3 separate regions of the Mus musculus genome follow, and regions 1 and 3 are each linked to region 2. Evidence: chromatin loops called from intact Hi-C (ENCODE). Cell type or tissue: heart. All regions are shown on one strand. Region 1 overlaps Itpr2 (inositol 1,4,5-triphosphate receptor 2). Region 2 has its middle 12 kb from the start of Gm38927. Region 3 overlaps Itpr2 (inositol 1,4,5-triphosphate receptor 2).

What was found. A loop is a pair of places that touch in the nucleus more often than their neighbours do. Peaks named below come from ENCODE experiments on the same cell type or tissue, not always from the same donor. Only the 100,000 strongest peaks of a DNase experiment are listed, where the experiment ranks them.
Region 1: it touches region 2 in a loop (6-fold over the local background); 14 of 42 quality-filtered maps call a loop at or near these places.
Region 3: it touches region 2 in a loop (2.8-fold over the local background); 11 of 42 quality-filtered maps call a loop at or near these places.

The regions. Positions count from the first base shown.
Region 1 is chr6:146,339,003-146,341,502 of GRCm38, reverse strand. All of the region lies in intron 26 of Itpr2 (inositol 1,4,5-triphosphate receptor 2), which reads left to right. Among named protein-coding and RNA genes, the nearest start is that of Gm35596, 120 kb to the right of the region's middle. In heart, a CTCF peak has its summit at 1,472; a DNase peak (open chromatin) is centred at 1,452; H3K27ac peaks cover 579 bases.
Region 2 is chr6:145,829,344-145,831,843 of GRCm38, reverse strand. No RefSeq gene overlaps it. Among named protein-coding and RNA genes, the nearest start is that of Gm38927, 12 kb to the left of the region's middle. In heart, no CTCF peak of the experiment used is centred here; a DNase peak (open chromatin) is centred at 1,513.
Region 3 is chr6:146,169,751-146,172,250 of GRCm38, reverse strand. Itpr2 (inositol 1,4,5-triphosphate receptor 2) reads left to right here. Exons shown (of 57, transcript NM_019923.4): 51 at 832-1,027. The region is part of intron 1 of Gm35768 (a long non-coding RNA gene); the gene reads right to left. Among named protein-coding and RNA genes, the nearest start is that of Gm35707, 26 kb to the left of the region's middle. In heart, no CTCF peak of the experiment used is centred here; a DNase peak (open chromatin) is centred at 1,300.

The DNA.
Region 1 (2,500 bases), 510 kb before region 2:
TCTCCTATGTGTAGTATGTATTAATAAAACACAAGAAATACAGGGGAAATACCTCCCCCAGGCTCTTCTGGGTCTGCTGTCTCCCATCCTTGTTGAATATGGCAATAATTAATTCACCAGAGCTCTAATCTGCATTGGTGCATTGTCAGACATGGCGTTTTAGTGAGCTGGTCATGGACTGATATTTTAAGAACTTTGCTATTAAAAGCAGCATTACTGTGGCAGCTTGGGCAGCTTCTTCCTCTTGAGCCCATTCAAGAGGTGCTTCAGGGATGCACTTAGGAGCCAAGCATCCCATGTGCTGTGTCCTGGCTCACACCAGTCATTTTCTGCAGATCAAGTCTTTTCTTCCAACAGTGTGTGAGAGTTGCCAAACCTCCCGTCCCGGTTACTGTTGGCATGCATGACAACCGTGACCGTTGTTATTTTGATTCCATTAGGTGTTTCAGAAGGTCAATTAATTAATTAATTGGTTAATTACTTTTATTTTTTTTGTTAAAGCTAAGTTCTGTTTGGGAAGGGAATGAGGTTCTGTTTGCTCAGGTGTACCAGATAATGAGGATGGGCTGTAGAGATGGCTCGGCCGTTAACATCTTTGCCGCACAGGAGTTTGGATGCCAGGACTTTGGATGTTTAGAACCTATGGGGGTGGGGGGGCTGTAATTCCAGCATCAGAAGGCAGAGATGGGGAGCGCTTGAGCAAGCTGGCTAGCCAGACCAGTCATCTGGGTGGGTGGGGAGCAGTGGATGTTATTCTTTATCCTCTGGCTCCCGCTGTGGCTATGAAGAGGTTCGCTGCGTGCAGTTGTGTCTTAATATTGAAACGCCAGCTAAGTATATATTATGCCTTACTAGTATTTCTGTTGGTGCGATGTCAGTGTACATATGTATGTTAGATTTCATTTTCTTTTTCCTCAAGCCTGTGACCTCACAGTTAACACTTTATACTTTATTTAAACTCAAACTTGTTTGTCTCACCCACATCTTATTTGGAGTTTATAACACCCAGCTGAAAATTTAACTCCAGCCATGGTACTTTTTCATAACTGAAAACCGATTTCCCCCCCACATTTGCCTGGCGGTTTTCACCAGGCTTTATAGCTTTTAAATGTTCAGGTTCATGTCTACCTGAGATTCTGCGCATTTGCTTCCAGAGTGAGGTAGTTGGGAGTTGCTTTTCTAATTTTTAATTTTTTTTATCTTTTTAATATATATATTTTAAATGTTTATGTGCCTTTTGCCTACGTGTATGGGTGTGTACCACATGTGTGCCCGGTGTCTGTGGTACCAGAAGAGATGCTCTTGTGAGTAGCTCTCTGAGCACATACTCGGCTAAGGACATCTCTGTGGTTACGAGATGTCGGAGCTGTTAGATGACCGATTCTGAGTCGGCATGCATTGATATCCTTCTGTGGGTTGAAGAGGGTGCTTTCCTGCTTGGGGGAATTGTAGCTGCTCCAGCCTGTTGCCAGGGGGCGCTGTTGGTCTGAGCCTTCAGAGACCTCTATCTGCATGCCGGCCTTGAGACAAGGGTTTATATGCTGACCTTTGCTGGGTCCTGCGCTACAAAGCTAACATTACACCTGCCTTCCGGGTGGTCACTCTAGCCTGTAGATTGGAGTCCTTGATAATGGCTTCTGGTTGTGTATCCCTCCATCCACACCCTCACTGAGGAGATGGAGGGGGCGGGGCATGTCCTTTTTGGGGAAGGCCTGTTTTCAGCTGTCTCTGCAGAAGCTCCTGAGGTATCTTCATTCAGGCTTTTAGTGCGGGTGTTGTTATTACGAAGGTACATTCTGTGTGGAATTCTTCTGAGGCCTGAATTTAGTCTGGAGGACATTCTATTTTGTAGTCACACTAAATATAGATTTTTGGTTTGGGATTTTGGGGGCCTCTTTATTAATGGAAATCCTAGTCCTAGATCCCAGGAGTGGGCTTTTCTTTGTGTACAGGGGTTTGAGACCCTTAGGCCATGGCCAGAGTGAAAGCCAAGCTATCTATGTACCTTTGTCTGTCCAGTGGGCTGTGTCTTCCCTAACTCACTGTGTGATGTTTGTAGATTTGTGGTTTCTGGCCAGAACTTTGATCTTTCTTGGCTACTAGACTTGGCCCCTCTCCCTCTCTATCTCCTCCTCCCCAACTCTCCATCTCCCCCTCTCTCTCTCCTTCCTTTCCTCCCTCCCTCCGTCTCCCTATCTCCTCTCTCTCTGTAGGTGCCTACCCCTAATATTAGAACTCAGAATGTAGGTTGCCAGCATAGCCTAAGTTCCTAAGGGGCACCAGTGAACACCAGTGAATTTCTGTCCTGAAATTTTTATGAACTTTCATGTTTTCTGAGTTCCTGTTGAAAAGAAGCATCTTAAATATTTTATCAGTCACCTTTGGATGTTGTCTAGAAGGGGCTCGTCGCATTCTACCTGGCAGTTGTCAAAGACAGTCAGCGACTCTGTGTTTCCAGCCCCTGTATTCGTCCCCTGGTATCTGCACTGATGTTGGAGAT
Region 2 (2,500 bases):
GCAAGTGTGTGTGTGTGTGAGATCCCACATGGCTGTTGTGAAGTGTGTTGCAGTAGGCATGGGTGTGGTTATCCCTTCGACACAGTGACGTTCACCTTTGGTGTAGACCCCAGAGAGGCATGCTGGCTCCATGTGGGATTCCCATGCTGTTATCCAGGATGTCTGTGTGGCTTTCATGCTCACCAGTGTGTGCCAGGAGCCCCTTTCTCCACACTCACTATTGTCACTTCTGTCTTGTTTGTCTAATTTGTTGGGGTTGTTTTTGTTTGTTTGGTTTTTTTTGTTTTTTTTTGTTTTTCCCATGAACCTGGAGACTGCTCACATGATTTGCAAATTGTCAGAGTCCTTGGCCCACTTTAAAAATGGCAATGCTGTCTTCTTGCCACTGAGTTATCTCACCACCATATTAAAGGGAAATAATGCCTCCAGTTTCTGGGACCACCAAAGACAGCTCTGGGAATTTCTGCATGTCCCCTGGTTTATGGAACTGCTCTATTTGAGAGCCACTAACTCGGGTAGAAAGATGCTCTCTCTTAAGTGTTGTCTCGGAGTCTGGAGTCAGAAGTGGTTTCTTATTGTGCTGTCTTATGGAACTTTAAATCTACTTTTAATAAAATTCTTACTTGGGTATTTTGTTGGATCACATGAGTACAGTATTCCAAGCTGTCTTTGGGAACACTCGAGCCCTGGGTGATGCTGCCCTCTGCCCTAGCTTTGTAAGTAACCCCCTGTGGTGGTTAATATTGCCATCTTTACAGGATCTGGGAGATAGACTTCTGGGTGTGTCTGTAAGGGAGTTTCTGGGTAGCGTTAAGGGGTAGACTCACCTCAACCATGGTTAGCACCATGCTGTGCTCTGGGTCCTAGACCAGATAAAAAGAAGGAAGTGTGCTGAGCATCAGCGTTCATCTGGCTCAGATTCCTGACTGCAGATACAGTGCGAACAGTAGCTCATACGCTCCGTGCCCACCCCACCCCACCGTGACAGACTCTCGACCCGCCTTGCCTTCCATAAGTTGCTCTTGCCAGACATTTTGTCATAGCAACCAGGGAAGTAACAGACAGCCCTGCCTTTGTAAACATTCTCATGTGACACTCTGACGCTCCAGTGTTCCCAGCCAGTCGGTGTCTGTCACCCTAACCCTGGCAGTGTCCCTCAAAGCCTCTACTACAAAGTGTTCACACTTGATTATAGTGACCTCTGCAGCATGGGTCAAATTCATAGTAGGTTAAAAAAAAAAAAAAGAAAAGAAAGAAACCACCAATTACTACAAGACCTTACAGAAACACTAATTTTACATTTGAAGATTCTACAAAATGTGACGTCCCGTTGCCTCAGAGACACTCAGTGACATATTAGCCTATAAAACACGCTCACTGCTGTTTCTTCACTGGTAAAGGACCCATTTAGGTCCTTGGCATAAGAAGAACATCCTCTTTCAGAATCAATGATTCTTGCAAGCAGTTCCCTTCCTGGGTATGGAGGCCCGCCTTTGCTCCGATCGGTTCACCTAGCTTCGCAGCACCGGCCAGTAGACTGGCGGTGGCTGCTGCCCCCTAGTGTATAGTTATTAGCTACTGCAGGCACTGAGTTCTTGAATCACCCAGGGAACCTTATGAATGGAAAATAAATGAAGTAATAAAAATAATGGAGACATTTACAATGTCTTAGTCTTTCAGAATGAGTACTTAGAACACTTTTCCAACAATTTCTGAGAGGAATGGCTGTTAAATCTGTCTGTCGCTCTGCCTGCCTGCCTGCCTGCCTGTCTCTCCTCTCTGTTTCTTTCTGTTCTCCTCCCTCTCCCTCTCCCTCTCTCCCTCCTCTCCCCTCTCCCTCTCCCTCTCCCTCTCCCTCTCTCTCTCCCTCTCTCCCTCCTAGCTTTTTTTCCAGTTCTAGTCAGCCATGTAGTTTACAGGACTCAGTGCTGACAGAAAAGGAAATTGTGACAGTGACAGTATGAATTGCCCTGACTTCTCTCTGCTCGCCACGTTTTAATATTGGCAGTTTCAAATGCGAATCTAGGAAAAAAAATTAAATATTAAATCAATTTACCCATCTTATATAGTGCCAATCAATGTGAAAAGAACAGCAAATGAACTCTCATGACAAGCAGAGAGAAGTGGGCCAGAGGGGGCTCCACCCCCGTCACCTTTGGCCTCGCTCGATAGCTTCAGCATACATGGCTGGCAAAGAGATGGGAGTAATGGAGGGCATGTCAGGACCTCTCAGCCTCCTGTTTCCCGGGCCAGGGTGTTGTGTCACTGTGAGTCCAGGTTCTATGGGAGCCGATGGCTTTCCCACAGTGACCTCACCCCTGAAGCCTGCTGTTCTGTGGTACTGGGACATCGAGAATTCGGCATGTAGACAAGAAGTAAGGAATAGCAGATGTGTGCTGGTCACGAAGGTCACCTCTGCTCTTGCTCATGGCCCTGTGTCCCAAGAGACTTCCTTTACAAAGTACAGATGGGATGATGAAGAGTCCTGTGATGGTGGCAG
Region 3 (2,500 bases), 340 kb before region 2:
CTTTTTTTCTTTTAACTAGATCTCATTCACTTGCTAATTCGTAATTTCAGTTTTTTAATGTAGCAATATATGATAAAATGGTTCTCAACACTGGCTGCAGACAGAAGCCATGTGCTTGAGTTTTGATTAGTGAGTAGAGATGGCCTCCCATTAAAGACAGATAATAACGGGTTAGAGGAAGGGAATTGGCAAAACTGTTACTTTTTTGTTTGTGGCTCTGCTTTCAAAGGTATAAATGGACACGGGTTTGTATCCTCATTTGTTTATCTTTTTAGTAAGGAAGAGGGTCCGCATTTCCCAAATATTTTAGATTCAGATATTTTCTATGGCACAGGCTCATAAAATTTCTCTTCGTTTCATTTTCAGTTCCTTGAATGGATGATAAATTTAATGAATTTGCCAACTGTCCATAAACTACATGGGCCTAAGATTATAAATTCTCTAAGTTCAAATGTGAGCGAGTGTGCAGTTCTGCAGGGTCACAACAAAGCGTGTAACACCTATTATGAAGCCAATGTATGCACATTACATGCTACCAGAGCTGTCTACACTGAAACTGTGCCTTGTTTTCCAGCTCAATGGTTGGTGGGCTGCGACCCCCCCCCCCCGCATATCAGATATTTACATTACGATTCATAACAGTAGCAAAATTACAGTTATAAAGCAGCAACTGAATAATTTTATGGTTGGGGTCACCACCCATGAGGAGCTGTATTAAAGGGTCACAGCATTAGGAAGGTTGAGAACCACCGTTCTAACTCAACTGTTTGGGTTTATTGTAAAATGTTATTTGTTTGAAGGTTATTTTTTTAATTATTATTATTTCTGTAGCTTTTTGATTTGGTATATAGAGAAGAGACCCTGCTGAATGTCATCAAAAGCGTCACACGGAACGGCCGCTCCATCATCCTGACCGCGGTCTTGGCTCTTATCTTGGTCTACCTGTTCTCCATCATCGGCTTCCTTTTCTTAAAGGACGACTTCACCATGGAGGTGGACAGACTGAAAAACAGAACTCCAGTCACAGGTAGCCTCCCTACGCTCAGAGCTCTTCCCTGCCCTTGTAACTTGTCCACCCCTTGTTGGTGGGATTTCGGACAATCTGAGATAAAGTTTTCACTTTTGAATTGTGGTCTTGTTTACCGCTGCTGTGGTTTGAGGGCCGGGCGTCCTCCTCACCTCCTGGGTTTGAACATCTGGTCCGCATGTGCTGGCCCTGACTTAGCCAGTGGAGCCTCACAGAGGAAGTGATTGACTGGGGTGGGCCCTGCGGTTGGGTAGTCTGGCCTCACTTCCGGTCTGCTGTCCACTTCCTGGCAGCTAACATGGTGTGACCGGCTGCCTCTGCGCTGCCTTGGCTGCTGCCTTGTGGCTCTGTATCCCTTTGTACTGTTAGCCAAAATAAACTTCGTTTCTTCCTCCAGTTGCTCGTTGTTAGGTGCTTGATCCCAGCAATGATTAAAGTAACTAATACAGCATGTAAGAGCCGAGGATTTGAAATACTTTAGCCTGCACACGATCAGAGTGGTTGGGAAATACACGGGAGAAATCATCTGTGCTCCATCCTACAGGGTTTCGTAATGCTGCGTGTACAGCAGGAGGCAGCGGCAGCTTTGCTGCAGGAGACCCGAGGATTCTCTTGTTCCTCTTCTTTCCGTTTCCCCAAAGGACCTCAGAGCGGCCGCTCGGCCATTATCCCGCAGGCATTGCATTATATCCAAATAACTTAAAATGATAAATGCTTTGATAAATGGTGATCATCAGGCAGTACTAAGTGTGTTTGAGCAGATGAACACCAGAGCTGTGCTTAAAGGACCCCAGTCTTCAGTGCATGGCTGCTGGAGTCTCTGCATGACGTTTGCCACCCGATCGCTTAGACAGCACCCAGTGTTCTCACTGAGAGGCCTTGGCACCAGGAGCTGGCCTCCCCTGTTGTCACTGTCCTTTGCTTCTCACCTGGCATATATACCCTTGTTGCTGGACTAATCCCTTTCTTAACCTTTCCCCTGGTTTGCTTGATAGAAACCATGATTCTACATTGTGCTGTTTTCTTGCTTTCACAAACTACTGTTTATAGAGATGGGAAATCACAAAACGACATCACTTTCTCTCCCAAACCATTGAGATTTAATTAGTGGAAACATTTGCAGTGTCCTGTCTTTCCTTTAGCATGTAATCCTTAATTACAAAATTGACAGTGTATGGTGATGTCTTTAATAAGATTATGGAATGACTAAGCAGGGGCTGGTCATTTATTAGTGAGTCTAAATGGGCTGCACAAGCCACAGAAACATCAGCTTTACACATTTTAAATTACAACACTGGGAGATACTCTTGAACTCCACGCCGAGTATTAGACTTAGTTCTTGGGAATGTGAATGCTGTTGTTGCCTCATAGGCTTTCTCTAGAGTTTCACACGCATGCTGCCAGCTTTCCATCTCTTGTAACAAAAAGCCCAAGAAAATAACTTTAATACAAGGAAATGACTTATTTTGGCAG